Linked DNA regions of Homo sapiens: region 1 is linked to region 2. Evidence: read pairs that join two places in POLR2A ChIA-PET (ENCODE). Cell type or tissue: PC-3. All regions are shown on one strand. Each heading gives the region's core, and the rest is flanking DNA. Links, peaks and the distances in the headings are about the cores only.

Region 1 (16,124 bases), core at 2,880-10,879, 82 kb after region 2:
TTACATTGAATCTGTAGATTGCTTTTAGAAATGTGGTCATTTTTATGGTGTTGATTCTTCTAATCCATAAGCATGGGATGTATTTCCATTTATTTGTGCCATATATGATTTCTTTCATTAGCATTTGTAATTTTCTTTGTAGAGATCCTTCACTTCCCTGGCTAAGTATATTCCTAGGTATTTTGTGTTTTTGCAGCTTTGTGAAGGGAATTGAGTTCTTGATTTGATTCTCAGCTTGGTTGTTGTTAGTGTATAGCAGTGCTACTGATTTGTGCACATTGATTTTGTAAACTGAGACTTTACTGAATTCATTTATCAAGTCCAGGAGTCTTCTGGAGGAGTCTTTAGTGTTTTCTAGTTACACATTCATATCATTGGCAAACAGAGATAGATTTACTTCCTCTTTTCTGATTTGAATGCTCTTTACTTTTTTCTCTTGCCTGATTGCTTTGGCTAGGACTTCTGGCTGCCTAAGTCTCTGTAGGTCTAGAAGTACTTGTTTTATGAGTCTGGGTGCTCTTTGGCCATTTTTATATTGGTTTATTTGTCTTTATTATTGAGTTGAGATCTATATCTATATCTATCTTCTGGATGCCAATTTCTTATCAGTTGAATTTTTCCCATTTTATGGGCTGTCTTTTCACACTTTGGGTATTGCCCTTGAAAGCACAAACATGTTTAATTTTGATGATACTTAATTAATCTTTTTTTCTTTTGTTGTTTGTGGTTTTCGTGTCATATCCAAGGATTCATTGCCAAATCCGAGGTCATGAAGATTTACCCCCAGATTTTTTTCTAAATGTTTTATAGTTTTAGCACTTACATTTAAGTCTTCGATTCATCTTTAGTAATTCTTTTTTGTATTAACTGTGTGTGAGGTAGGGTCCCAACTTCATTTATTTGCATGTGGTACTCACAATAGGATATACCTGTAGATCAGTGAAATAGAATTAAGAGTCCAGGAGTAAACCCTGGGCTTTATGGTCAACTGATTTTTGCAAGGGTGCTAAGAACATTTGATGTTGAAAAGACTATTCAGACATTTGGTGTATGTGCTTGGCTGAGGAGCCAATGGGGTGGATAGGATTTTCAAATCGTGTTTTCAATAAGTAGTGCTAGGAGAACTGGACAGTCACATGCAAAAGTATGAAGCTGGGCCCCTACCTCTCACACAGTTAATACAAAAAAATTACTGAAGGTGAATGAATGACTTAAATGTAAATGCTAAAACTGTAAAACTCTTAGAAGAAAACATAGGGATAAATCTTCATGACCTTGAAACTGTCAGTGGATTCTCAGATATGACACCAAAAACACAACAAACAACAAAAGACAAAAAGTAAATTAATTGTCATCAACATTAAACATGTTTATGCTTTAAATGACACTATCAAAAGTGTGAAAAGATAACAGAATAGGAAAAATTTACCTGATAAGAAATTGGCATCCAGAAGATAGATAGCTGTAGATATATATCTCAACTCAATAATAAAAAGATAAATAAACAAATATGGAATGACCAAAGGCACTCAAATTCATAAAACAAGTACTTCTAGAACTATGAAAAGACTTAGGCAGCCACATAATAATACTGGGGGACTTCAACACCCCACTGACAGCATTAGACAGATAATTGAGGCAGAAAGCTAACAAAGAAATTCTAGACTTAACTTTGACACTTGACAAATTGGACCTAATAGGCATCCACAGACTACTTTACCCATCAACCACAGAATGTACATTATTCTCATCTGCTCATGAAACATACTCTCAAATCAACCACATGCTCAGCCATAAAGCCAGTCTCAATAAATTCAAAAAATTGAAATCTTGAACCACAATGGAATATAAAAAATAAAAATTAGGCTGGGTGCGGTAGCTCACCCCTGTAATCCCAGCATTTTCGGAGGCCAAGGTGGATGGATCTCTTGAGGCAAGGAGTTTGAGACCAGCCTGGCCAACGTGGTGAAACTCTTTCTCTACTAAAAAAAAAAAAAAAAATACAAAAATTAGCTAGGTGTGGTGGCACGCACCTATAATCCCAGCTACTTGGGAGGTTGAGGCAGGAGAATCACCTTAACCTGGGAGACAGAAATTGCAGTGAGCCAAGATTGCACTGCTGCACTCCACTCTGGGTGACAGAGTGAGTGAGACACTTCTCTTTCATAGATAGGTAGATAGATACATAGATAGATAGATACATAGATAGATAGATAGATAGATAGATAGATAGATAGATAGATAGATAGATGACAGAGAGATGTAAATAAAATAAAAATCAATACCAAGATTTCTCAAAACCACACAATTACATGGAAATTAAACAACTTGCTCCTGAATGACTTCTGGGTAAACAAAAAAATTAATGACTTTTGAATGATAAACAAACTGCATTTCTAGAATAAATCTCACTTGATCATGATGTATAATTTTTTTCAATATTATTGGATTTAATTTTCTAGTATTGTGTTGAGGATTTTTGTGTTCATATTCTTAAGAGACATTGGTCTGTAATGTTCCTTTCTTTTGAGATTGCGTGTGTGTGATGTCTTTGGTTTTGGTATTGTGGTAACACTGGCCTCAAAGAGTGAGGTGGAAAGTGTTCCTCCACTTCTATTTTTTAAACACGTTTGTGAAAAATTGGTATTATTTCTTAAAACATTTGGTTTACCAGTAAAACCATCAAGGATGGCTTGTTTTTGTAAGGTCAGCAGTAATGCTTTCTCTTTCATTTCTGATACTAGTAATTTGAATCATCTCTCTTTTTTTCTTGGTCAATTATGCTAAATATTTATCACATTTGTTGATTTTTTTTCATAGCCATATTCCATATGGCATTCCAAACTTCCACAATCAACTTTAGTTTCATTTTTCTCTATTGTTTTTATATTCTTGATTTTATCAATGTCCACTCCAACTTTATTATTTCCTGTCTTCTTGCTTTAGGTTTAGTTTGCTTTTCTTTTTCCAGTTTCTTAAGGTATACAGTTGAGTATTATTTTGTAATTTTTCTTACATGTTAATGGAAGTATTATTACTATAAATGTTTCTCCAAGCACTGCTTTAGCTACGTCTCATAAGCTTTGGAATGTTGTCCCTTCATTTTCATTCATCTCAAAGTATTTTATAAAGTAACTTGGGATTGCTTCTGCCTCGTTGTTTTACCCACACGCAGCTGGTAAGATTCACTCATTGCTGTATTGTTTTCAACAATATCATGGGCATAAATTGTTCTACATATAAATCTCATAAAATTTAGGCTGTGTTAAAGGACTCCTTCCTGAGATCAGTGTTTGAGATTTGTTTTAATCACAAATTTGCCACTGGGAGGGCTCCTTCCAGTGGTCTCCCTGGTTCTCTCTGGTAAATTAGACAGCCTGTAGTTTAGCCTGTATCTCCGATGAATCTATCAATCTCCCAATTGCCTTTCACCACAGGTTCCAGTTATTAAGAACACCCTTATGGTTGAACTTCTCCACATTTTGTTGCCAAAAAAAAAAAAAAAAAACCTAAAAACTAAAACAACAAAACAGTCCCTTTGGGGATAGATTAGCAGTTATCTGTTTATGGCTTGCTTCTTTAGAGGCAAGGAAACATATATGAGCCACATTTCTGGAGCTAGAAATGGGAGCAACATCATGTTTCTTTCTGAATGACCCTCCCACTTTAGGAGCTGAACACTCATGGGAGAGGGAGGACAGTGACCTCAGATTCTCTCAGCTTGCTTCTCCCATGTGGAAACCCCACACCATGATATGAGGCAAGAACAAGGGGGACCCCAATATTCTCGGCAATGCTGTTCTTAATTTAAAGCCTCTGTCTAATGAGCCTTTGTCTAATGAGGTAGAGCTGGGTAAAAAAAGGGCACCATCACCTCTCATCTGTACTCACTGGCAGCTTAACCTCATGAACATGTAGCTGGGGCCAGAATGAGAGGGGAAGACAGCTCACTTACAGAGAGCTAAGGTGGGAGAGAGCCCTGTGTTCTTGGATGCAGCAGGCTGGAGTGGAGTTTCCATTTCCCTGAGCTGGGAGGTAGCAGAAGAGTAGATCTTGTTTTAAATGCCACAGACTATTACTGTTCTTACTCAGTTTTAGTAGACTTTCTTGAATAACTATATTTTTTATCTTGCTGTATACAGAAAAATAGCATTTTGGAGACTTTACTGTTTTTTAAAAAATAGTTTTCAGCAGTCTTACTGGGAAATGAGTCTGCAGAACTCCTCATACTGTCCTGATGGAAGCCTTGGCTAAATGCTTTCAAAGACATCTATTTATATCTATTTCATGCTGGTATTGTACCTGCACCTAAAGTGACTGTGCCCGTAAAATAGGGAGTCTAGTTCTATTGTTTTTGAGTCCAATTTTAACATCCATATTGACTTTTTACAGCCCCTGCTTTCTTCTCATTATTGTAAATATTTATAGTATTAATTTTATTGTGTACAGAGGCATATTTGAATGATTAAAAGGCAAGCACCAGCCTTTTGAGAAGACTTTATCAATCACTCTAGCACAACTGTTCACAAAGCAAGGAGTCAGCCGCCTCCCATATAGGCATCCCCCAACCATAACGTGGAGAAGCAGATCCCAGTTAGTACTTTCTATGTTATAGCTCCTCTAGTTTGTAATTAGTGTTTGAAAGGATCCAGAGTAACATGGAAAAGATTCACTGTCTTGATTCACTTTCATAACTCAGCTGTCACTTGGGTCTTTCCTGCCCATGGGAGATTTAGGAAAATGTGCCTGATTTCATGCCAGGGAGTCCAGGACCCTTGTCTCAAGGGTTCTATGAACTCCTGGTGAGTCAGAGGCCTGTGTGCCCTGCCCTGTTTTTGAGCCTGTGCAGTCCTGCCTGGGCATGTGCTCCAGTGCCTGGGGAGCCAGCCACATTATCACCCCCGCCACCATACACCCAAATGTATCAATAATTCCATGAATTTAGTAATTTTCCAACATTTTTGAATGTGGGCCTGAAGAGAGAAGTAATTGTGAATCCCTGGGCTGTCCGTCCACCTGGCCCCTCCCTGCATCCTCAGCTGTTTCCCCTCTTGTGCCCCTGGCTGCCAGGGTGCTGTCATTACTCAGGCATCCAGTTGGAAAGTTCCAGGCACATTTCGGCCCAGAGTCACTTACCCAGAGCCTGGCTTATCAAAGCCTTTTCTTAACAATGGGAGGGAGGTTGAATCTTAAAGCAATTCTTCTCTGTTAAGGCAATTATGCATTTTTTCTTATTATTACATTATTTATTTAAGGGCTGTATTACATGGGATCTGACTGGAGACGATAGAGGTTATTTGCAAAGCCTTTGAAAATGAACTCAGAAGAAGTTTAATCCACTCTCCCAAGGGAACCATGTCCCTACAAAAACTTAAAACTGCAGCAAAACAGAATAGAGAGGGTTTGCTTGTGTGCCTGCAGCAGAGCACCCCCTTCCTTATGTAAACACTTACAAAGCTGCCATCTTTGCACAGATGGTGGCTGAGTGGGGTGCTGGCTTTGAAGGCTCCCTGTTTTAATACTGGTGTTTTCCTCCTCAGGTCTCACGCACGAAGTACTGTAAGCTTCTCTATGGGCAGCACTCATCAAGCCAGAAAGTAGCTTGCCATGGCTTCTTCTATGGGGTGTTTTCTTTATTATGTTCATAAAGCAAAAAAAAAAAAAAAAAAAAAAAAACAGAGAGAGAAAGAAAAGAAAATCAGAAGACAATGACTACTTTAGCTCTCTTGGCCTCTCAAGGTGACTGGTGTGAGAATAGCTTGGTGGCTAAGGACAGAAAAAAAAATCTTTTGTTTATCTAGACTCTAGGGTATTTCTGAAATGAAGGGAAATGTTCAGAGACCATTAAAAATGCAAGAGGCCACATAAGGGGCTGAGTCATATAGCTGTCACCTCACCACCTTGGAAACAAAACGCTCTATCATGTTTGTTTAGCTGGTGACAATGATATAATGCTGGAGATGAGGCTATGTATTTTTTTTTATCCCACTGACTTGGCTATTGTTCCTTACTTTAAAATGATCCCCTTTGGTTACTCTAAAGAACAAAGGAAAAAAACAATAGATATGCATTTTGCTGTTTAGTTAAGAAGGAAATATTGTTTTCATTACACCAAAGTCTGACAAGGAATTTAATTCACTCATTACTCCATTAAATATGAACTGGGCATCTGCAGGGGTGTTAGAGTCAGTGGCAGAAGGGTTTATGTGTCCTGTATTCTTGGAGCTCTACTGTAACAACTGATGGCATTGAAGGATGCACCATACACCTGCATGTACACAGGAAGGGCTTTCACAGCCAGAATAGGGCCTTGCACAAGTGAGCACTGAATTAGTACTGAATGGATGGAGGAAAGGAGATCTGGTTGTGGGTAGCATGAAGGATACTCTTAGATGCGAAGTCAGAGAGGAAGGCACTCGTTACATCATGGAGAGCCTCATGGACAAGCTGAAGAGTTTGATATTGAGTCAGAGTCTTTCAGACATGAAGCTGACATGGCCTCCGGAGTTCTGAGACAGTTCTGTTGGCCTTTCCTGGAGGTGACGTTGACCCAACCACTTTAATTTGGATCTATGAATGGTGGAGTCATTTAAGAAAGTGACACATCCAGCCACAGAGAGCAGTGTTTATGGAGTGATGTGTATTAACATGAATCAAGCTTCTTTTTTATTGTGAAGCTGTCATGTCCCTATACGATCTCGTCTTTAAACTCAGAAGTGTATTGAGGCTGTTTTCAAAGAGGTTTTCTTCTCCAGGAGGAATGTGAGTGCCAGCTGCCAAACACTGTTTTGTTGTTGTTGTTATTTGTCAAAGGCTCTCTTTATGTTAATACCTTGGGTCTGTAATCCTCACAGCCATTCTGATTTGCATATGCAATGATTGGAAAATGATCCAAATCAAACTTAACTGAAGTTGAAATAATAAAGGTGCTTGCAGTGAAGGGACATGGTTGTGAGGTAAGCCCCATGGTCTCAGCTCTGCTAGTTAATAAGCTGAGTGACAAAGAAAAAATCTCCTGATCTCTTTGGGCCTCAAATTTTTGCATTTTATAGAGAGGAATTGGTATCCATTCTAGTCCATGTACAGGTGTGATAAGAGTAAAATGAAATTATTGATGTGAAAGTATTAATATAAAGGATATAAGAGCATTAACGATTAGATGAGATCCTGCTTCAGGCTGGAGTTTTGAGGTTAATTACTCAGCTGGAACTGTAACTCCCTCCATTCCCTTGGAGTTGTGTGACCCAAACAAGTTATGTAGCTTCTCTGAGATCCACCTCGCTTCTGTAAATCAGAGGCAGAGATAGCAGCATCAGTATTTTGTGGGGATTAATTGGGATAATGTGTTTGGTGCCTCACTCACAGAGGATACAGGACAGAGCTCATGTCCTCAGTCTTCTCTTTTGGTTTCCTTTTCTTTCCAGTGGGTAATCATGAGGACTGAGATTACAATGAGGAAGTTTCTATTAATAATACAGAGATGCCAGCTACACATCAAGTGCTCACATAAATGTTTGCATCCCGCTGTTTGCTCAGCCACCCTTCCTCAGTGCCATCCTCTCCTCCTCTTCATGCATCCAAAGGAAACCTATTACAATTCAGTAGCTGAGGACAGATCACTGGAATTTGGTACTTTGTTGAGGCACCAACCCATGAGGAGTGGGGTGTGGTGTGGTAAGGCAGGAAGATGAGAATTAGGGACCAATGTAGTCTGAGGCAGCGGGGACCCCATATTCCACAGTCAGTGCTGTAACACTTGTGCTGGATGAGAGCTTAACGTGAGACCACGGGAGGCCTGGTCCCCCTCCGCTCTCTGCTCTTGCCCTGTGGTGGATGAGGGAGAAGTCATCTTTAAAGGTATTTCCTACTCAGATATGTGTAGGGAATAGCACATGTATGGGGTTGTGGATGTGAGTGTGAATAGACTCCTCGTGGGGCAGATGATGGAAATCAGTGGGCATATATCTATAAACACATAATACAAATATTACATATTTTACAAATCCTGTTATTTTCTAAAGTCTAAGATTAGTTTCTATACCAAGAAGAATTTTATGCGTTTAATTTTTAGAGGCAATGTGACAAAAAGTTCCTAAATAAATGATTTTTAAAATCAGAAACTGAAATACAGTCGTAGAGTATGAGACATTAGTATGTTCCTTTAATTCTCTTAGAAGCCATGTATATTTTTTCTTTCTAATGATAAAGTTTTATGTGCTCATTATTTTAGAATTCAAAATAGTATAAAGAATAAAACCTAATGGTTATGCGATTATTTCTTGTCCGGATAACATTCCAGAATTTATTTCAGTCTGACTGTAAATATGTGCAAACATACTTACATCATTAATGTAATACTGAGTCTATGATTTTCTATTTTGCACTTAATATTATATAATAGCCATTTTCTCTTCATTAAATATTATTTGTAGAGATTTTTAATAGTTGAGGCTGAAATCAATGTATTTGTTATAAATTATGACTTTTAATTTGGGGGGAAGGACTTTTATAAGGGGAGCCTTAAGCTCAGGAATGCAAAGCTTCATAGGCACTTGGTATAACTTGACAAGTGATTTTTCAGAAATGTCTCTGCAGGTGCATTGCCACCTCTTTTGTTCTGCTCTTGAAGTGTCTGACTTTCAAAATATATGTGTGTATGTTTTTTCTTCCTCTCATGTATTATTCCTGCTTCTGTTTTAGCATTAATTAATATATTACATTTAATGTTTGTGGTTCCAAAATGTTGTACCTCAAAAAATTGTAGAATATTTCTTGTAAGCACCTTTACCTACAGATAATGCCATTTATTTATCTCTATTTAATCACCGATTATACAAATAATGTGGACATAACGTATTATCTAGAAATGTTAGATCAATGAGTGAACATAGAAATAAATGACTCCTTGGCTATTTTGCAACATTTTATTCTGTGGAAGTATGAAAATCAAATAAATCCTTCAGGGAATTTAGATTATTGACATAACTGTGTATGTTATAGATAGAAATGAAAAAGTCAAGCTAATATTAATTAGATATTTACATCATAATGAATTTAATAATCTTCGAAGAGTGTCTAAATTGTTGAAGGTGCCATGCTTTTATAATTTTACGTTTAGAAGTCTTCTTAACTATTAACTGTTCTAGAGAGATCCTGAGTAACCTATTTCAACCTATCTCCTATCTGTTTCAGGCATATTTTCTCTAGAGTGTTTCTATTTTGGAAGACTGGTAGAATTTACTTTTTGTTTAATTTCTGTGTAATTTTTCTTTTTTCGTAATTCATGTTCTTCACAGTAAAGTTGGAATTCTTTTAGTTCAAACGAAATTTTAATTTGAAAGAATTTTAATTATTAATGTGCATATGTGCTTATAGAGAATTTATTAGATAATTACTGGAATTTAGCATGAATTTTTCAAAAGTCATTAGCAAAATATACTTAAAGGGCTGCAGTTTCTACTAATGGTAAAAATGGATCCTAATATGCATAAGAACATACAGCCATCTCTGTGCCACTGTCTCCTCATACCATTGTATTTTTATATAATGCTTCCTATTCATGTTTGAATTGTTTTATCTGCTTTTATCTAAGTTCTCCAAATAAATAGTGGCCTTCTTCACTCCAAGAAGAACATTCTTCTGTTCTGGTCATATTCTGAATAGATCCTAAATTTCACTGCTTATTTATCTACTTAGTTACACAGTGCCAGACATTGTTCCAAGTAATTTGCAAGGATTAATTCAGTCAGTCCTCTCACAACCTTATTAGGCAGATACTATAATTAATCTATTTGCTAGATGAGGCAACTGAGGTTAGAAAATTTACCAGACTTTCCAGGGTCAAACAACTGGTACGTGGAGGAGCTGGATTCAGTAGTGCAAACACTACATTTTGTCATGCCATCAGAATCATTAATAAACATGAGACCAGAAACACATCTCCATGCAACACATCCCCTCTGCCCTGGAACATAATGTTATGCCCAGACACAGCTGAGAGCTCTCCCAGGAGCATTTACAAAGCTCCAGTGACATGGTGCTTCACCTTGGGAAGCCCCTTCAACCACCTAGGCCTCAATCCCTTCTTTTCATGAAACGTGGACATATAGACCCACTTTGGGGGATTTGGTGAAGACACAATGGGTTGATCGTGTTATTCAGCAGCATAGCTTGTAACATACTGCTGAGAAGGGGGATGGCCACAGAATATATACCTCTTGTACCAACCCAATGTGTTGGCCTTTAACAATTCTGAGAGATAGCCAAATAGAAATGTTAGAGAGGTGCATGTCCGTATGCTTTTATGTATATTTTGTCAGTGTCCTCACCAACCTCTCAGCCATGTGAAGATTAGAAACCATTAACTCGAATGATGGGAGGCTACTGTGGCCATGCACAGACCTCAGAGGGAAGTGACATCTGACAGCCTGAAATTAAGACAAGAGGACAGAAAAACAGAACACCAGGGCAAAGAGCTCCATGGGTGCTCACAAGGGTGATCTATGTCACTGAAACAAGGTCACATTGTCTTGGGTCCCCTGTCTTTACCAGACAGACTTGAAAAATAATTTGACCATAAATCTGTTAGGGATCAGCCTCATTTAGGGGAAATTTACTTAAGTGTAACACATTTTCCCCCAGCAATGCTTTGTAAATGAGATGAGTATGATTGCTAAGACTGGGCATGCCATTTCATTCATTAAACTAATATTTACCAGTGCTAGGTACTAGGTACTCATACTGTGCTTGGTACTTAGAAAAGATGCTTCAGTGAACAAAATGGACAGAGATTTTAGTCATCAGAGTATATTCATGTATTTCTGATTTTTTTTGGGATGCTATGATGTGCCCAACACCACCTGAGATAAGGGAGTAGAATAATTCATATAGTTTTTGGAGGACCCCTACATTCCTGGAGATTGCTATTTGAGGTTACCTTAGGGTATGAGTATGAGCTCATGTCTTGCTGATGGGACACCAGTGGAACTACTGTCTATAACTCTACAATGTGAGGAACAGAGCCCCTTAGGCAGGAGACTTCCTTTGCAGTCATAGGGCCTGTCCACCTAGGCTGGGTTGAAGTACAATTGGGATAACTTTTTTATATAACAAACAAACAAGTGCCTGGTAATTACATATGCAATCCCTTTCATCTTTTCCCAGCCAAATTTTAATCAGTACAGACCTTGAAGCAATAAGGCCAGCAATCATGCTTCCCAGGGCCAGTTTCCAGCCCAGCTTCCCACTTCCACTAGCTCAGGACTTTGCTTTCACCGTTTGCATTTTCACCTTCCCTCTTTTATTGACTGGGTGTTGATTCTGGGACTTGCTGATAATTTTTTTAAGGTAATTCAGTGTCTGTGTCAATATAAATGGAAAACAACTAACTGTATAATTGACTTACAATTAATTTCTGTGTCTTATATTGAGAATCCAAACTCCCAACAATTTGGAGTAATTACTTCCTTTTTCTCCCTCTGTGTGAAAATGGACTTAGAATTTACTCATCTTAGGTCAATATGATAATAATCATGTTTCTATTTTATTTAACTCTCAGGTTTGGTGATGGTTATACAGTCAAAGTTTGGCTCTGTAAGGAAGCAAATCAACATTGCACTGTTTCTGACCACTTGAAGCTTTATTTTCCAGGAATTCAGTTCAAGGTAGTGCTAATATCTTGTATTATTTCTTTGTTTTCAGCTAAAAAAAAATAATAAATGTACCTGTCTTTTTTTGTTTTTATTCTATGCTGTTATAAGATACTACTTGTTACCTTAGCCACATTGCAAAGTATAGGCCCTGCCTCCCTACCAAAAATAGCATGGATAGCTGATATTGCTTGACCACTCTGAAGAGTGACAAGCCTGCTTAATTGCTTCCTGGATTGGCCAGAGCAGCCTGTGATTACATATCACGCCTCTTATCTGTGGGCACAGGTCCATTGCATAACTCATCTTGTTCAGCATAGAAGATTGCAAAAGCTAATCTCTTCCATATATTTGCTGTAGGGTTTATAGGCTTGATGGTTTCAGCATTGCTTCACAGAAATAGCCCTATGCTTGAGATCACAATCCTCTATAAACTTGCTGTCATCAAGTATGGTCACTGAACCAGCAGCATCTTCATTGCCTGGGACCTGTTAGACATGCAGAATCACAGGCCCCAACCTATTGAATGGGAATCTGCATTTTAACAAGGTGACCCGGAGATTCCTATGAACACTGAAGTTTGAGAAGCACTGTCTAAAAATCTCTTGGATAACTGTGGGATGCTAGTTTATTATAACTTCTAGGAGGCTGTAGTCCATAAAGTAGTTATGTTCTATTTATTTCAACAACTGTCATTTAGTGAAATCCTACTATGCAAGAAGCATGCTGTGTGAGACTGTCATTCATGCTCAATTATGACTCTGAGTCACCCTATAAAACAGACATAATTATCTCCATTGGCATACATGAAGACAAGGATCAGAGGTTTAAATATCTTCCCAAGTGTTGCTCAGCTAATGATGAGAATAGTGAGAGATAAGCCCAAGTCCCAGTGTAAAACTCAGGGCCCTTCCATCCGTCTCTGTTAGGCCATGTTAAATTCCTACATTTCAAATATCTTTGGGCATCTTATGATTCCTTAAACAGGGCTTCCCCATGCTGTTGCAAGGTTAGAGCATATCAGGGGGCAGAACAGCAATGCCACTCAGTTGAACGTTGTTTGTCAAATATACCCCATGAAAAATTGTCATCAATAAGCATTCATTGGAGACTCACAAAATTAAGTGTAGGTTGAGAAAACGTAACTGAATTTTTTTGCCAATTAAATGTAGTATGATCAATTTTGTTTAATAATGCTAGTTATATGATACTTTTTTTTTTTTTTTTTTTGCTTTTAGGGACAGCACCTGAATTTATTAGAATATCATGTGCCAAAAAGATGGGGATGCCTAGCTGACTTGTTCAAAGTTATAGAGAACAATAAAACCTTCTTGAATATTAAGCATTATTCCATTAACCAAACCACTTTGGAGCAGGTATAGTATCTTGAATGATTCAGGAGGTTGAATTTTGGTCTGTTCATCAGACCTAATGTAGCCAATTTTAAAATTAATCGAATTGCTTCAATTCACCACTTTATTCAATTCATCTTGTTAAATTTTATAAAATTATGATAAGGATGGTGAGTGTCAGAAAGTTTGTTTACTGTATACCCTTCTACTTAAGATAGATATTCAGTAGAGTTTCAATTTGTTCATATTATTTTGGGCATTTAACTAATTAAATCATGTCACGTTAACCTTCCTATCTCCACCTTACTCAGCCCCACAAGACTTTTCGGGGGGGCTTCACTGTAATCAAATGATAGCTAACTTCTGGGGAAACAAAAAGCGTTTCATTTACTAAGAGTACCAGGAATATAAAAATACATCACGACATATTTCTAAAACCAGGCTTAAGGTATTGAGAACTTCTAGGTGATTTATTATTATAATTGTCTAGAAATATGAATGTTCTTAGAGTTGTGTCCTCAATGGATTTATATATTTATGTGATTTGGGAGGGAATGGTATGAATTAATGATCTGTGGTTTTTAGGGCAAGTTGGCCAGTGTTCTGAGACAATGTCTCCTTTCTAATAAGTGAGACCAAAGGGTTGTATTCTTATAAGTAAACAACATTTTTATGGTTTTTTTCAGGTATTTATTAATTTTGCTTCTGAGCAGCAGCAAACTCTACAATCTACTCTTGATCCATCCACTGACAGTCACCACACACATCACTTGCCCATCTGAGCACTAAAGAAGTTTCCATAAGGAATAAAACCTTGTCTTCCATTACAATTAACAGTCAAGGATAAAACAAGCACGCGCACAATCAAGGAGCTGGAACACACTCTCCAGGCCGTCAAATTATTCTCTTGTTCATTTTCTATTTTGAATCTCCTTGTTAGTTAATAACCACCAAATGGAAAGGTCATTCTTTCTGCAGACTTTTGGGGAGCTCCTCCAAAACATTTGTTCTCTTTACCATGCCAGATGGACACCAGCTTCTTTGTGACAAAGGCATGAATGATTTGACAGTGTCCAAACTGAGACATTCTGGAGCTGGAAAGCCTGTCACACTAGAGTGTGTGTGACATGTCCACTCTAAACATGTCACTTTTCTGTTAAGAAAACTGAGCCCCCTCCCCACAGGTTAAAAAACTTTAGTAACTTGTTTGTATAGAAAATAGTAACAAGGACTATTTTCTATTGTTGTCATCTATTTACTAGATACATGTTTTTAATGATTTTAATGTAAGCTTTTATTAATACTGATGACATTATATGGTATGATATGAAAAAATCACCAATTTTTTACATATAAAAGATACCTTTTTAAAAAAATAGGTTTTAAGAGCTCTTTTAGTATACACTTTAGCAAAATTAATTAAATTGAACTAGTTACTCTGTATCAATTACAGTAGTTCTACCAGAATCTCCCAGGTTATAATTTATGAGGGTAGAGAAATAAAATGTAGATGCATTTTCTTTTTCTTCATTTGGATGAATAATTACTGTTTTTTGTTATTCTAAGTCAGTGTTTTTCAAAGCGTAGTGGTCCCCATATTAGCTGCATTGCCATCTTCTGGGAGCTTGCAAGAAATGTACATTCTCAGGATCCACTCCAGACCTATTGAATCTCAAATTCTGGGGCTTAAACAAGCACATTCCAAGTTAAGAACCAATGACCTAAGGGAATGTCTGGTTACCTCCTAGTTATACAAGCAAAATCTGCATAGTATGTAGTCTTTTTTATTTATTTATTTTTTTTTTTTGAGGCGGAGTCTCGCTCTGTCACCCAGGCTGGAGTGCAGTGGCGCGATGTCGGCTCACTGCAAGCTCCGCCTCCTGGGTTCACGCCATTCTCCTGCCTCAGCCTCCCCAGCAGCTGGGACTACAGGCACACATCGCCACACCCGGCTAATTTTTAGTATTTTTAGTAGAGACGGGGTTTCACCGTGTTAGCCAGGATGGTCTCTATCTCCTGACCTTGTGATCCGCCCCCCTCCACCTCCCAAAGTGCTGGGATTACAGGCGTGAGCCACCGTGTCCGGCCGTAGTTTATTTTAAAATATATTTTTAAAAGCTTTGTAAAAATTATGTCATTCTCAGAATTGTTGTCTTCAAAGCATTGTCAGATGTAGAGTGCTCAGATGTGGCTCTTAAAGACTATATACATCTGAATTTTTCATCCTATAGTTAGTAAGATGCATAAAATCAATCCACTACTGAAATAGTTTCCAGTCAGACATTTCTGAGTTCAGACATTTCTCAACATTCTTTTAACAACATTTTTCTGAATCCTCAATAGAAAATCACATTAATCTTATTTTAAAATTTGGCCTTTTTCAACACTAACGTTGAGTACCGGTAGCTTGTGATCAAAGGCATATACTTCCTTATGAGATTTCTTTACTAAAGCAAGATTTCATTAAATCTCTATTTCCTAAATATCATTCTATACAAAAGATATTTTTTAAACGGTAAGGATTAAGACAATCACTGATAGCTTTGTTGTGAGCAATTTTGATTCCCATGTATCACATGAATTACACTTCCTTAAATAAATTACAGTTTATGGCTGTATGATTTATTCTCTAATTCTAACATAGTCTAGTTGTCAAAAGGAAATATGTAATCTTTTTATGATTGTTGAATCAATAAATACCAATTTGTGAAACATGAATGTGTTTAAACTGCAGTGAATAAATGAGATGTGCTTTAATTTAACCCGATTTTTGGAATGTAATTGTGCTTTTGCCAATATATTTTCTTGTATCTTTATTTGTGTCTTTAGGGATCCAATTTAATTTAAGTAAGCAGGAAATGAAGCTACTCCAAATCTTTTAAAGTTTGAAAGGTTAAAATTTAATTGAGTTTTGCTCTGCTGTATTCTGCTCTTAGGGGTTCTTTTCTGGTTTTTGAACTGCTGTATTCTTGAAGTTTATGCTTCAAGGTATGCCTTTGAACAATAAACAGAAAGAAAGAGAAACCCAACATGCTAAAACACCACATCCCAGAAGACTGGATACAAAAGGTCAAATCTTATGTTAATGTTGAAAATGTCATTGCATTTATAAGTCATGCAGGTA
Region 2 (16,124 bases), core at 2,832-10,831:
AAAATTCTGCGTTTCATATATTTTCTTCTTTACCAAACTCTTTGAAGTCTCTATTTTTCTTTTTTTTGGAAATGGAGTCTCGCTCTGTTGCCCAGGCTGGATTGCAGTGGTGCGATGTCAGCTCATTGCAACCTCTCCCCAACCTGATTCAAATGATTCTCATGTCTCAGCCTCCAGAGTAGCTGGGAGTACAGGCGCCTGCCACCATACCTGGCTAATTTTTGTATTTTTAGTAGAGACGGGGTTTCATCATGTTGGCCAGGCTGGTTTTGAACTCCTGGCCTCAAGTGATCCGCCCCCCCTCAGCCTCCCAAAGTGCTGGGATTACAGGCGTGAGCCACCAAGCCTGGTCTCTACTTTCTTTTTTATCTTTGAGTAACAAATCTCTTAATTTATGTGTGTGTTGTTGTTTATTCTTCTTTTTTCAGTGGATGATGCCACTGGCTGAATAATACTGTGAATCCATCTATTTATCTATCTACGTACCTACATACCTATCTATCTCATCTATCTATCTTTTTAATCTATCCATCCGTCTGTCCATCCATCCGTCCATCCATCCATCCATCTGCTTGGCAGACCTGCACAGGTCATCCATGTTATGTCACCTCCCCACACTATCAGTGTGCACCAACTGTCATCCCAGGCAGATACTGTTTTTAATAATTTTACAGATAAGACTAATAGAGGCCAACTGAAAATTTTTTTTACCTTCCAGCTCTTTACTGAGCATTCTATTTTAGTCATATTTCTAAATATTTCAAGAATTATTTTTTCTCTCTTGACTTATTTATGAAAAAAATGGCATCCTACTTTTTAGAAATGCAATATCTAAATAAATCATTTTTTCTTTAAATATTGATGTATTTTTCTTTTAAATTAGTTTATCTGCATTGTTTCAGCTACCTGAATTTTCTGGAGTTTTTTGTTTGTTTTTGTATTGTTCATGTCATATATTTCCTTCAAATAGCTAATGTTTTGTGATTGTCTACTCCTACTTAATATGTGAGCATTAAAATCCTTAATGAAAACCCTTGGTATATGGCTAGGGCTTACTGACTGTTCACTATAGAGTGAGCTATCATTTTGATAGAATTTGGTGAGGCAATAAAAGTAAAATGTACATTTAAACTTCATCTTTAATTAGATGTCTAGATTAATTAAAACCACTTTTGCATTGCCACTATAATCCCATGTGATTATGTTGTATTCCTTTGAATTTTTCAAAAATTTGAATTTCCAGAATCAATAGTGAAATATTTTTGAGTTACAGACACATAAATCTAAGGATTATTAGATCTGTCCTTTTTCTCTTCAGTCTTGATAATGTTCTTTGATTTTAGATTTAGACTGCTTTTAGGTTATTACTTTATTATTTTTTCTTTTCAAATAAATTCGTATGTATTGCACTCTTTTTTTTTTTTAAGATATATGTCTGTTTTAATTTGTTTCTACTGACCACCAACTTTTTCATTCATTATAATAATGCTTAATTCCCAGTTTGGTAAAATTAATCTTAGTTGTGTTTTATTTTTGTAACAAAGGATGACTGCAGTGAGAGATTCCCTGTCCTGATTCCCTGACTACCAGAGAGTAGGTTTCAGCCTTCCCTTCTGAAAGACAAGAATGCACATGCCATTCTAAGGTCACACATTTTCTCACCAGACTCTGGGCATTATCCTACTGTCTTCTGACAGTCAGCATGCAATGGAGAGGTCCAAGGCAGCCTCACTTTGATTCTTGTTCAGATATTTACATGTTTTATGTTCTTTCCTCTGAAGTTAACCAAAAAAAGCAAGAAAACAAAACCCATTAAACTCCTTGTCAAATCATCAAGGCTTAGTAGTATTTTCATTTGTCCTTTTAGCCTTTATTCATAGTTTTGTTTTTAATTTAAGAAAATAATTTTGGTTTCCTTGCAGTCCTTACTAATTTTAACCTATTAACCTGTTGTTCTCATTCTGGAGGGCCTTAAAAAAAAAGTTACAATTTTATCTCAGACATTCCTTTCCTTGGGTTTTATGTTTCTATTTCATTGAGGCTGCTTCATCTTGCATTCTTCTGGAAATACCAGTGTCTTTCCTTAATATTCAGATACATGTTTTGCTGAATCTTAGAGATTTTGTTCCTTTTCCACTGTTTATTTTTAGAGGATGTTGTTTTACTCATCTAAGAAAATGTAAACTTTTTATTAAGTTGATGTTGATCAACAGCAATGGACAGTAGAATTCTCTCTGCTTACTTTGGTGGTGGTTGGATACAGAATTTGGACCTACAACATAGGTTGAATAGAAATGTATAGGTCTTAGTTCAGTCTTGGTTTTTAGCAAGGTTTTACTTTGTACTTCCTTTGTATTGTAGGAGCATTGTTCCTCACCTTTGTTGCCTTTTTTTTTTTTAGAAAAAAATATGTATTGACAAATTATAATTGTATATATTTACGGGGTACAAAGTAATGTTATGATTTAAGTTGTTTAATTTTTAATATTTGTTGGTACATAAGGGTTATATATATTTATGGGGTACATGAGATACTTTGATATAGGCGTACAGTGCATAATAATCACATCATGACAAATGGGGTATCTGCCCCCTCAAACACTTATCCTTTTTGTTATAACAATCCAATTATACTATTAGTTATTTTAAAATGTATAATTAAGTTATTATTGACTGTTATGCTATAAAATACTAGGTCTTATTCATTCTTTACAACTACTTCTTGTACCCATTAATCATCCCCACTTCCCTCCCTACACACCCACTACCCTCCCCAGCCTCTGGTAACTATCCTTCTATTCTCTTTCTCCATGAATTCAATTGTTTTAATTTTTAGCTCCCACAAATAAGTGAGAATATATGAAGTTTGTCTTTCTGTACTTGGTTTATTTCACTTAACACAATGACCACCAGTTCCATACATGTTGCAAATAATGGGATTCTCTTTTATGGCTGAATAGCACTCCACTGTGTATATGTGCCACATTTTCTTTATCTATTCATCTGCTGATGGACACTTAGGTTACTTCCAAATCTTACCTATTGTGAACAGTGCTGTGATAAATGTGGGAGTGCAGATATCCCTTTTACATGCTGATTTCCTTTCTTTTGGGTATATACCTAGGAGTGAGATTGCTAGGTCCTTTGGTAGCTCTATTTTTAGTTTTGAGGAACTTCCAAACTTTTCTCCATAGTGACTACCAATTTACATTCCTACTAACAGTGTATGAGGGTTCCCTTTTCTCTGCATCCTCTCTAGCATTTGTTGCTTGTTGCCTGTCTTTTGGATAAAAGCCATTTTAACTGGGGTGAGATATCTTTTTGTAGTTTTGGTTTGCATTTCTCTGATGATGAGTGATGTTGGGAACTTTTTCGTATACCTGTTTGTCATTTGTATGCCTTCTTTTGCAAAATGTCTATTCAGATTTTTTGCCCATTTTTAAATCAAATTATTAGATTTTTCCTGTATATCTGTTTGAACTTGTTATGTATTCTGGTTACTAATCCCTTTTCAGATGGATAGTTTGCAAATATTTTCTCCCATGCTTTGGGCTGTCTCTTCACTTTGTTGGTTATTTCTTTTCCAGTGCAGAAGTTTTTTAACTTGATGTGATCCCATTTGTCTGTTTTTGCTTTGGATCACTTGTGTTCGTGGGGTATTACTCAAGAAATTTTTGCCCAGACCAATGTCCTGGAGAGTTTTCCAAAGTAATAGTAATAGTAACTGTTCAAGTAATAGTTTCATATTTTGAGGTGTTAGATTTAATTCTTTCATTCGTTTGGTTTTACCTTTTTATATGATGAGAAAATAGGGGTCTAGTTTCATTCCTCTGCATATGGATATCCAGTTTTCCCAGAACCATTTATTGAAGACCATCTTCTTCTGAATGTATGTTCTTGACACCTTTGTCAAAAATGAATTTCCTATGGGTGTATGGATTTGTTTCTGGGATTTCTATTCTGTCGCATTGGCCTATGTGCCTGTTTTTATGCCAGTACCATGCTGTTTTGGTTACTATGGCTCTGTAGTATATTTTGAAGTCAGGTAAAGTGATTCCTCTAGTTTTGTTCTTTTTGCTTAGGATAGCTTTGTCTATTTTGGGTCTTTTGTGGTTTCATATAAATTTTAGGGTTGTTTTCTCTATTTCTGTAAGAATGCCATTGGTATTTTGATAGGGATTGTATTGAATCTGTAGATTGTTTTGGGAAATATGGATATTCTAACAATATTGATTCTTCCAATTCATGAATATGGAATATCTTTCCATTTTTTTATTCCTTCTTTGATTTCTTTCACCAATGTTTTGCCATTTTTATTGTAGAGATCTCTCACTTCTTTGGTTGGGTTAATTTCTAGATATTTAATCTTATTTGTGGTTATATTAAATGGGATTACTTTCTTGATTTCTTTTTCAGATTGTTCACTGTTGTCATGTAGAAATGCTACTGATTTTTGTATGTTGATTTTGTATCTTGAAACTTTAATTTGTTTATCAGTTCTAGTAGTTTTTTGTGCTAGAGTGTTTAGATTTTTTTCAAATATAAGATAATATTATCTGCAGCAAGGATAATTTGAGTTCTTCCTTTCTAGTGTGGATGCCCTTTATTATTATTATTTATTATTATTATTATTATTATTATTTGATTGCTCTGGCTAGAAGTTCCAGTACTATGTTAAATAACAGTGGTGAAGGTGTCCTTGTTGTGTTTTAGATCTTAGAGGAAAGGCTTTCAGGTTTTCCCTCATTCAGTGTGATACTAGCTGTGGGTCTGTTGTATATGACTTTTATTATGTTAAGGGATGTTCCCCAGTTTTTTGAGGGTTTTTAATCATAAAGGGATGTTGAATTTACTGAATACTTTTTCAGTATCAATTGAAATGATTATATGGTGTTTATCCTTCATTCTGTTGTTATGATGTATCACATTGATTGATTTGTATATGTTGAAACATCCTTACATCCCTAGGATAAATTTCACTTGGTCATGATGAATGATCTTTTTAATTCATTGTTGAATTCAGTTTGCTTGTATGTTGTTGAGGATTTTTGCATCAACATTCATCAGAGATATTGGCACATAGTTTTCTTTTTTTGATATATTGTCTGATGTGGGTATTAAGGTAATACTGGCCTCATAGATTGAGTTTGGAAGTAGTCTCTCCTCTTCTACTTTTCAGAATAGTTTGAGTAGGATTGGTATTAATTTGTTAAACATTTGGTAGAATTCAGCAGTGAAATCATTGGGTCCCAGGCTTTATTTTTTGCTGGGATATTTTATTATGGCTTCAATCTTGTTACTTGTTATTCACATGTTCAGATTTTGAATTTCTTCATGGTTCAATCTTGGTAGGTTGTATGTGTCTAGGAATTTATCCATTTCCTCTAGATTTTCCATTTATGGGCATATAGTAGCCACTAATGATCCTTTGAATTGCTGTGGTATCAGTTGTAATTTCTCCTTTTTCATCTCTGATTTTATTTATTTAGGTTTTCCCTCTTTTTTTCTCAGTCTGGCTACAGGTTTGTCAATTTTATTTATCTTTTCAAAAAACAAATTTTTATTTTATTGATCGTTTATATTATTTTCTTTATTTCACATTCATTTATTTCTGTTTTAATCTTTATTTATTTTTTACCAATTTTGGGTTTGGTTTGCTCTTGCTTTTCTAGTTCTTTAATATGATTATTAGGTTCTTTATTTGACATTTTTCTTCTTTTTTGTTGTAGCCATTTATAGCTATAAATTTTCTTCTTGGTACTGCTTTTGCTGTATTTCATAGATTTTGGTATGTTGTGCTCTCATTAGCATTTAAATAAATTTTTCAATTTCTTTCTTAATTTCTTTACTAATCTACTGGTTATTTGTGATCATATTGTTTAATTTCCATGTGTCTCTGTAATTTCCAAAATTCTTCTTGTTCTTGATTTCTAGCTTTATTCTCTTGTGGTCAGGGAAGATATTTGTTATTATTTCAAAGTTTTTGAATCTTTTAAGATTTGTTTTGTGATCTCATGTATGTTCTTTCCTTGACAGTGATCTACGTGCTGAGAAGGAGAATATATATTCTGAAGCTGTGGAGGGAAAGGTTCTGCAGTATCTGTTAGATCCATTTGTTCTATAGTACAGATTAAGTCCAATGTTTCTTTGTTGATTTTCTGTTTATAATATCTGTTCAGTGCTGCAAGTGGGGCATTGAAGTCCCCAGGTATTGTTATATTGAGGTCTATCTCTCTCTTTATCTCTCATAATATTTGCTTTATATATCTGAGTGCTCCTGTGTTGGGTACATAAATATTTACAATTGTTTTACCTTCTTGCTGAATTGACCCTTTTATCGTGATGTAATGACCTTCTTTGTCTCTTCTTATGGATTTTGTCTTGAAATCCATTTTGTCTGATATAAATATAGCTACTCATGCTACATTTTGGTTTCCATTTGCATGGAATATAGTTTTTCCATCCCTTTATTTTCAGTCTATGTGTATTTTTATAGGAAAAATGTATTTCTTGTAGGCAGCAGATCATTGAGTCTTGTACATTTTTTTTCATTTGGCCACTCTGTTTTTTGATTGGAGAGTTTTGTCAACTTACACTCAATATTATTGATAAAAAAGGATTTACTCCTGCTATGTTATTGTTTTCTGTTTGTTTTGGCATCTTCTCATCTTTCTTTTATTCCTTTATTGAAGATGATTTTCTCTGGTTGTATGATTTAATTTTCTGCTTTTTATTTTGTTGTTTATCTGTTGTATGTTCATTGATTTGAGTTACCGTGAAGCTTGCAAATACTATTGTATAACCCACTATTTTAAATTGATGACAACTTAACAGTGATTGCATAAACAAACAGGCAAAAGGAAACTACTAAAAACTCTAGGTTTTAATCTTGTCCTCCAGCTTCTTAACTTTTTTTGTTTCTCTTTAAGTTTTTTGTACTATCTATGTCTTCAAAAGTTATTGTAGTTATTATTTTTGATTGGGTTCATCACTTAGTCTTTCTACTTGATAAGAGTAGTTTACACACCACAATTACAGTATTATAATATTCTGTATTTTTCTGTGTGCTCACTATTACCAGTGAGCTTTACACTTTCAGATAATTTCTTATTGCTCATGAACAACCTTTTCTTTCAGATTGAACAAATGTTTTTAGCATTTCTTGTAGGACAGGTCTGTTATTGATGAAATCATTCGGCTTTTCTTTGACTGGGAAAGTCTTTTTTTTTCCCTTCATGTTTGATAGATATTTTCACTGGATATACTCTTGTAGGATAAAAGTTTTTTCTATCAACACTTTAAATATGTCTTGCCATTCCCTTTTTGCCTGTAAGGTTTCCACTGAAAGTCTGCTGCCAGACATATTGGAGCTTCATTGTATGTTATTTGTTTCCTTTCTCTTGCTGCTTTTAGAATCCTTTTTTTATTCTTGACCTTTGGGAGTTTGATTATTAAATGGCTCAGAGTAGTCTTCTTTTGGTTAAATCTGCTTGGTGTTCTATTTGTTTGGTGCAAAAGTAATCACGGTTTTTGACATTAAAAGTAATTACTTTTGGCAATTAAAAGTAATTACCACAATTACATTTGCACCAACGTAATATAACCTTCTTGTACTTAAATGTTGATATCCTTCTCTCAGTTTGGTAAGTTCTCTGATATTATCCCTTTGAATAAACTTCCTGCCTCTATCTCTTTCTCTTCCTCCACTTTAAGGTCAATAACTCTTAGATTTGCCCTTTCGAGGCTATTTTCTAAATCTTATATGCGTGCTTCATTCTTGTCTGTTCTTTGTTCTTTTGCCTCCTCTGACTGTATTTTTAAGTAGCCTGTCTTCAAGCTCATCAATTCTTTCTTCTGCTTGATCAATTATACTGTTAAGAGGCTCTGATGCATTCTTTAGTATGTCAATTGTACCTTCCCCTTCCTTCCTTCCTTCCTTTCTCCATCCCTCCCTCCCTCCCTCCCTCCCTTCCTCCCTTCCTTCCTTCCTCTCTCTCTCCCTTTCACTTTCTCTTTCCCTTTCTCTTTCTCTCTTTTTTCTTTTTCTTTTTTTTTTTTTGACAGAGTCTCAGTCTATCACCCAGGCTGGAGTGCAGTGGTGCAATCTTGGCTCACTGCCTCACCCTGTCACCCAGGTTGGAGTGCAATGGCGCAATCTTGGCTCACTGCAACCTCTGCTTCCCAGGTTCAAGTGACTCTCCTGCCTCAGCCTCCCGAGTAACTGGGATTACAGGTGCACACCACCACGCCTGGCTAATTTTTGTATTTTTTAGTCAAGATGGGGTTTCACCATGTTGCCCAGGCTGGTCTTGAACTCCTGACCTCAGGTGATCTACCTGCCTTGGCCTCCCAAAGTGCTGGGATTACAGACATGAGCCACTGCACCCAGGAATCAAATGTATTTTTCGACTCTAGAATTACTTCTTGATTCTTTTGATTTTTTCAATCTCTTTATTAAATTTATCTGATAGAATTCTGAATTCCTTCTCTATGTTATCTTGAATTTCTTTGAGTTTCCTCAAAACGGCTATTTTGAATTATCTATGTGAAAGGTCACATATCTCTGTTTCTCCAGGATTGATCCTGCCTTAGCTCATTTGGTGAGGTCATGTTTTCCTGGATGGCCTTGATGTTCAGAGATGTTTGTCAGTGTCTGGACGTTGAAGAGTTAAGTATTTATTTTAGTGTTTACAGTCTGGGCTTGTTTGTGCCCATATTTTTGGGGAAGGCTGGGCTACTGTCATAGTGGCAGCCTTTTTGCTTTCTTCTTTGGCCCCCTCTCAGCTGCTAATGTCTATCTAACTACCTAACATAACCACTACCTGCCTACCACCTATGTTCACTCAAGGCCCTAGGGCTCTACAATCAGCAGGTGGAGAAACCAGCCATGTTTGTGTCATTCCCTTCAGGGGGTGAGTTCCCCCAGGCCCTGGCTGGACCCAGAGAAGCTGTCTGGGATCCAGGGATTAGAGTCAAGTATCTTAGAAATCTACCTGGTACTCTATTTTGCTGCGGCTAAGCTGGCTGTCAAACCACAAGTCAGAATCCTTCCCTCCTTTTCCTCCCTTTTGACTGTCAGAGGAGCCTCTCTCAGTGGCCACCATCACTACTGGCTCACAGGGAGTTCTTCAAGGCCAACGCTGATGTCCCTTTAAAGCCCAAGAATCAGCTTGTGATAAATGCTGCCAGGCCTGTGACTCACCCTTCAAGGCAGTGGGCTCCCTTCTGGTCCAAGACAGGTCCAGAAATAATGTCCAAGAGCCTAGGCTTGGACTCTGATACCCTAAGAGCTCACTCAGGTACCATAAGCGCTCCACCCCACTATGGCTGAGCTGGTACATAAGATTCAAGACAAAGTCATCTTTCCTTTGCCCTCTGCCCTTCTCAAGCAGAAAGATTATTTTATCATAGCCACTACAGCTAGGAATGTGCTGGATCTCTCCTGAAGCCAACACAACTCAGTCTCATCCAAGGCCCATGGCATATTACCTGGGTATCACTGCCAGTTATTCAGGACTCAAAAGTTCTTTCGTCATCGAGTGATGAGTCCTGCCACGACTGGGGCCTTCCTTTCAAGGCAGCGGGTTCCCTTCTGGCTGAAGTTATTCTAGAAATGTCATCCCGGAGCAAAGGCCTAGATTGGAGGCCTCATGAATTTGCCTGGTGCCCTATTTGATTGTGGCTGAGCTGTTAAAAGTCCTGTTTATTTTTTCTCTCCTCTCTAACAGAAGGAAGGAGTCACTTTCATTGCCACCAGCTATGCTGCCTTGGGTTGAGGGAAGGGTGGTGCAAGAACTTCCTTAGCTGACCCCACTGGTGTCTCCCTAGGTCACATGCCACCCTAGTCCACTGGCTGTAATCCCAGCCTAGAATTAGGATTTGCCTGGGAATTTTAGTCCTTGTGTTCTAGGCTCCCTTTCAAGTTTACCTAGGACCCTAGAGCCCTTTAGCCAGAGATGGTAAGGCTTGCTGAAACTCAGGTTCCAACTGCTGGGATGGATGACTCCCCTCCAGCTAGGGCTGGTCCAAATGCTACCTCCATGTGTGGGCACTGACTGAGCCCTGCATGATTTTGCTCTCTGCTGTGACAGGGCAGCATTTAGTTCAGTGCCAAGTCCCCCAGTCACTGTGCTCTTCCTCCCCCAAGTGCACAGATTCCCTCTCCACACCATACAGCTGCTGCAGGGGTATGGGGGAGGGATGTAATCAGCGATTTATGACTGTCTCTCCCACCCTCTTCAGTGCCTCTTTTAGTGATATGAAGTTAAAACCAGGTACTGTAATTGCTCACCTAATTTTTGGTTCTTATGATGGTGCTTTTTTTGTGTGTAGTTAGTTGTTAAAATTTGGTGTTTCTGCAGGAGGGACAATCAGTAGAGGCTTCCATTCTACCATCTTGTTCCACCTCTATTGTGATTTTTGATGAGAATATGGAATAACTAAATTAAGCTGATTAGCATACCCATTACTTCAAATATTTTAACTTTTGTGTGATAAGCATATTAGACGGTTACTTTCTAGCAATATTGAAATGTACAGTACTCAGTTATTAGCTGTATTTAGCATGTTGTGCAATAGATCTCAAAATAAAATCAGATTTATTTATTCTATCTAATTGAGCCTTTGTATGCTTTGACTATTATCTTCTGATTCTCTTCACCATTCAGTCTTTGGTAATCATGATTCTACTGTCTGTTTCTGTGATTTCAGTTGTTTTAGATTCCACATGTTAGTGACAATATGTGGTATTTGTTTTTCTGTATTTGACTTATTTCCCATAACATAATGTTCTCTAATTCTGTCCATATCATCACAAATGACATAATTTCTTCCTTTTTAAGGGCTGAATAGTATTCCATTGTATGTATATGTATATATATGTATGTATGTATGCATATATATTTTTTCTTTATTCATTTTCTTTATTTATCCATCCCTTGATGGACATGCAGGTTGATTCCATAACTTAGCTATTGTGAATAGCGCTGCAATGAACATGGGACTACAGCTAACTCTTCAACATAATGATTTCAAATCTTTCAGTTAAATACCCAGAATCAGAATTGCTGGGTCAAATAATATTATATTTTTAGTTTTTTTGAGTGATCTTTATACTTTCTCTTTCATAATGTTTATACTAATACACTTTCCTATCAATAGCATGTAAGGGTTCCCTTTTCTCCACATCCTCACCAACACTTGTCTTTTCTCTTTTTGATAACAGATTTAACAAATGTAAAGCGATATCTCATTGTGTTTTTAATTTGCATCTCCCTAATGATTAGAAATGTTGAACATTTCTTCATGTATCTGTTAGCTATTCAGATGTCTTATTTTTAGAAATGTGTTTCTTGCCCATTACTTAATTAGATTATTGGTTTTCTTTCTGAGAAAGTTTGTTTGAATTTCTTATATATTTTGGATATTAATAGCTTATCAGATATATGGCTTACAAATATTTTCTCCCAATCCATAGATTGTCTCTTCACTGCTGTTTTCTTTGATGTGCAGTAGCTTTTTATTTTGATATAATCCCGTTTGTCTTTGTTTCTATTGCTTGAGTTTTTGGAGTCAAGTCTAAAAAATCATTGCCCAGACCAAAGTCATGTAGTTTTTTCTCCTATGTTTTTTTTTCCTACGAATGTTATAGATTTGGGTCTTATGTTTCAATCTGTAATCTATTTTGAATTGAGTTTTGGATATCGCATAAGATAAGTGTCCAATTTCATTCTTTTGCAGGCTGTCTTTTCTGAAAGCTTTCTGAATAAGTGTAGAACATGAAAACAGGCCCCGTCTCATAAGCAGCCCCCAGTGTTTGAGGAGCAAAGTGCCCTGTCTTCTGGTTGGAAAGCTTCCTTCCTCTGTGAGCCGGGGTTCAGAGGACATATGCATATGTATGGGGGGGGAGGTGGATACAAAGTTTGCCTGCCTTTTTTTTCTTCATATATTCTCTCTTTATGATTTGAATCCTTATTATGATCTGAGCTGCAGTTGTGATAGTTTTTGGTTGTTTTAGTGCCACTCTTCACTTCTGTCTTGTAACTATTAAGACACCTTCTAATGTTATTATTATACTGCTTTTTTGTGGGCTGAGTTTTTAATTCTATGGGCATTTTAGGGAAATATTAGAAATGTCATTCCTTAATGACATCTAAGGTTGGAAGTTAGAGCTTTGGTTTTGAATAATAAATCCGATAAGATAAAGTGTGAATCACCATGGGCAAAAACTCTTCTTTTCTTCAGATATCTAGGCAAGGGACCATGGGGAATGAAACAAAGAGAAGAGCTGAGGAGTTAAAGAAGCAGAAATGACATATGCAAACATAGATTGGGTACCATAGAACCTAACTCTTGACCAGGGCCAGTGAAAAAAATAGAATCAAATATAATTCTGAAGTAGAGATGTTTGAGTCAGGATTTTCTGAAGAGTGACATGTTAATAAGCAACAGAGAACATGAAAAAGGAACCACTGGGGGACTAGATGCTGTCTTTACTTTTAGATGTTATTATTTTATTTTTTGGTGTTTGTTACATGTTCAAAGGTACATATGCATCCTGAAACTGAAAGGCATAAAGTTGTGATTTTGATATAATTTGTTACCTGTGAATACGGTAGATGGTTGCCAAAATTATGTAGCATAAATAATATAAACATGTGGTATCATCCTCTGTAATGATACTAATATGTTGTGATTTCCAAAAAGAATGATGATGCCTTATAGCTTTGAGTTATTACATATATGTATGTGTGTATATATATATATATGTCTGTGTATCTACATATATATATTATGTGTGTATATATATTTATATATATGTCTTGTGATATTGCTTTAGCATTTGCATTTGGCATGATCATTTAAAATATTTTTAAATATGCAATGCATGGCCATGGTATAAATATCCAGGCTATAAAAAGGTACAGTCAAGGTGTGTCAAAGTCACTGAAAGGTATAGTTTTCCCCAGTCATGCAGCATTTCTCTTCACAGATTTCTTGTTTAGTTTTGTGTACCTTCTATGTGTAGATTTGTGTTACAGTGAGAAGGAGTTGTTCTTCAGCACATTCTTTCCAATTTCTAAATAATAATTGGTCATTGTTTGCTCATCTGTGAGGTCAGTTTGGGTTATTTATATTTCCTGAAGAAAGAGAGGGTTAAAGGCTAGGGTGGAAAAGTATTGGGTACCTAGTCGGAGTAGGGAAATGTGTCATTAAGGTTCTCCCTTGCTCCTCCCATGATGAGGTCTCAGCAGAGATGATGAAGGACTCAGATAAAGAGATAAGAATGAAGTCACCTGGGCTAGAAATGCCAATACATGTAAGAGCATGCCTGGCCAAAGGAGCCTGAGACCTTGACTGGGACTTCTCTCAGAGACTTCAGTGTGTTGGCTGTGCACCAAGTCTCATAGAGGAAGGGCAACTTTCCCCCATGAGGCCTGTCAGGTACAGATTTTGTAATGGCCTGTGGTCAGGCCTGAAAAGTTGCATAAGTCTTTAATTGGAAGCAAGACTCCTCAAATCCCCCCACCCCAATCATGTTTAATTATATCCGTGTATGGTCTAGCTTTTGTTGTTTTTGTTTACTGCTTGTGTGTGTGTGTGTGTGTGTGTGTGTGTGTGTGTGTGTGTGTGTTTTGCATGGCCTCATCTTTCTTCCTATAATTTGGAGGATTTCTAGCCTGTGTTTAGCTTCTGTGGTTTCCTCTACAAATATAACTCTATATAATGCTTGGTTTCCTACTTCTTTACAGGGACTATATTAACTCTTCAGTATAAACAATAGCAAAGTTATTTAGTATATTCCTAACTCCACATGTCATCTCCTCTCTTTCTTTTTAAATAGATCTCCTTTCATCTTTTTCCCTCTAGCTTTTTTCTTTTGGGAAAGCATCATGGCATGAGACTAGAAGTGAGACTTGGACCCACAGCCAGAGGTTCTGGGTGCAACACATCTCTCAGATCTAATCTAGCACATTGATTTGGTCCAATGTAACTGTCATATATGGTCCTGAATTCTGTCCCCTTTAAATCTGTAAAATAATAATAACCTCAATTTATCCATGTCTTTTTTTTTTTGAGGTAAAATACATTAGAATCTCTGAAAGACACTGACAGATTTAAAGAATGGTATAAAACTGAGGCATTATCATCTTATGGCTACTGGTTATCAACAGCTTATTAACAAAAAAATGAAGCTCTTTTTTCTGATAGCTGTAGTTTCAACTTTTTTTTTAATAATAATGATTCTTAGTGTATTTTGACACATAATATGGTAAAGTAACCTGTGCTCACATAGGAATTTGTTTTTAATATCACTTTAGGAAAATAAAAATCTTAGTAAGTTTACCTTCCCTTGCTTAAATATCTAAAAATATCAGCCAGGTAGAGAATAGTTGTACTAACATTCTCAATCTATCAATATCTTGTAAATAGTAAAGTTTTGGTATTTCTTTATATAAAAATTTCTTATATAATTAAAAAGTTAAATAGATTAGAAAATACGTTAGAAAAATTTGAAATACTAAAGTTTAAAAACCTCCCTGACAATATCTATTATGGAATTAATAATGCATTTAAAATTTTTGAATCTACATATATTTGGAAAATAATACAAATATGTGTAAGCTATATTACAGACAATTGTTATGTGAATTAGTGGCTCTCATATTTACTATCCGGAATCTGTAAAATTTAACAGTGACTTGCTTGATCTCTAACACTAACTTTGTGGAAGAATTAGATTTGGTAAAGGAGTTCTAAGAAAACTGGAACTGTATTGTTTTCTGGATAGTTTTTAAAACTGAACCTGTGTGTGTCATAAATTAAGACACCAAATGAAAGAAACATTAAATGAAAAGTCTGAGTGACTGCGGAAACGGTGATAAACATAAGCCACCATTTGTTCTTTAAAAACATGTCTTTGATATATTAGTCTTTTCCTCCAATAAATTATTAAGTGGGAAGATTGGCAGCTGCTATGAACAGAGCATGTGTGTAATTTAATGAGCTTTTTTTTTTTTTTTTTTGCCAGTAGTTTATAACATTTTCTTCATGGGCAAGAACAAAAAAAAAAAATCTCAGGAGTATGAAAATATAATTGTGTGTTAATTTTTCTGTTTTGAAAAGATGTAACTTAATCAGATTTGTGACGTCTCCCTCAGCCAAGCACAAAGGAATAAAATGAATAAAAATCATTACTGAAGTCCCGAAATGAATGACTGTTTTCTCTTATGTTGCAATTGTAGTGATGTTTAAATACCAATCTGAAATACCCGAGAGAACTTCAACTTGTATTAGAGGGTTATATAGGTGTGTATGTGTGTGTGTACCTTTAAACCGGGGGGATAAACTTATTCTACCTTTCAAAGAAGATAAGGCCGGGCGTGGTTGCTCATGTGTGTAATCCCAGCACCCAGACTCCATCTCAAAACAAAACAAAACAAAACAAAAACAAAAACAAAGAAGAAGGTAAAAACATATTCCTAATCCATATGTAAGAAACAAATCAGCATGAGAGCATCGTAATCTTTCTAAAACAATGTCAAGCTGTCATGGAGTGTATGCTCCCTGAAGCTGTCTTTGGATTCAGTTTCTTTGGTTTTGGTCACAGGCTCAGGGCCTTCTCCTAACAAACACATGGCCCATGTTTAAGAGCTAACAAGACCAACAGACAGGAGCCTGTGACATTCCTGTTAACACACAAAAACAATTCAGATATTCAGGATCCAGTCACTTGATGAAAGGGCAGGTGGTAAACTGGGGGTTAACCTTCCTATAAAGTATGGCCAGTGGCAGTAGAGAATCCAGCAGTTTGGAAGCAAATGAATTTAAAATACTATCTGGAAAGCAAATCAAATCAGGACCATTGAGCTGTTCTTTCTTGACTCTCATTGACCTACTTTCACGGTTTACAGACTGCTGATAATATAAAGGAAATTAAATGCCTGCAGTGAGAAGGTTCTTGATCTGGCAAAGACCCCTCAGAGTGCTCCAAACATTTTATTTAATTTCCAAAATTTCTTGATCTGTTATGTCATTAAATAAAGGGGGAGAAACAGCTAGTCAGCATGCATCATGATAAAAGCCACTTGAAGCTCACTTTTCTGTCCCACCCAGGACTAAAA

The links. Peaks named below come from ENCODE experiments on the same cell type or tissue, not always from the same donor. Only the 100,000 strongest peaks of a DNase experiment are listed, where the experiment ranks them.
Region 1: POLR2A ChIA-PET joins it to region 2 with 9 read pairs; 2 of 35 experiments call an interaction of 5 or more read pairs at or near these places.

What each region holds. Positions count from the first base shown.
Region 1 is chr7:48,631,731-48,647,854 of GRCh38, forward strand. It overlaps ABCA13 (ATP binding cassette subfamily A member 13), which reads left to right. Exons shown (of 62, transcript NM_152701.5): 60 at 11,558-11,663; 61 at 12,887-13,024; 62 at 13,687-15,767. The coding sequence ends at 13,782. Among named protein-coding and RNA genes, the nearest start is that of LINC02838, 69 kb to the right of the region's middle. In PC-3, for the core only: no CTCF peak of the experiment used is centred there; a DNase peak (open chromatin) is centred at 5,891; H3K27ac peaks cover 1,810 bases.
Region 2 is chr7:48,550,207-48,566,330 of GRCh38, forward strand. The region is part of intron 55 of ABCA13 (ATP binding cassette subfamily A member 13); the gene reads left to right. Among named protein-coding and RNA genes, the nearest start is that of LINC02838, 150 kb to the right of the region's middle. In PC-3, for the core only: no CTCF peak of the experiment used is centred there; no DNase peak of the experiment used is centred there.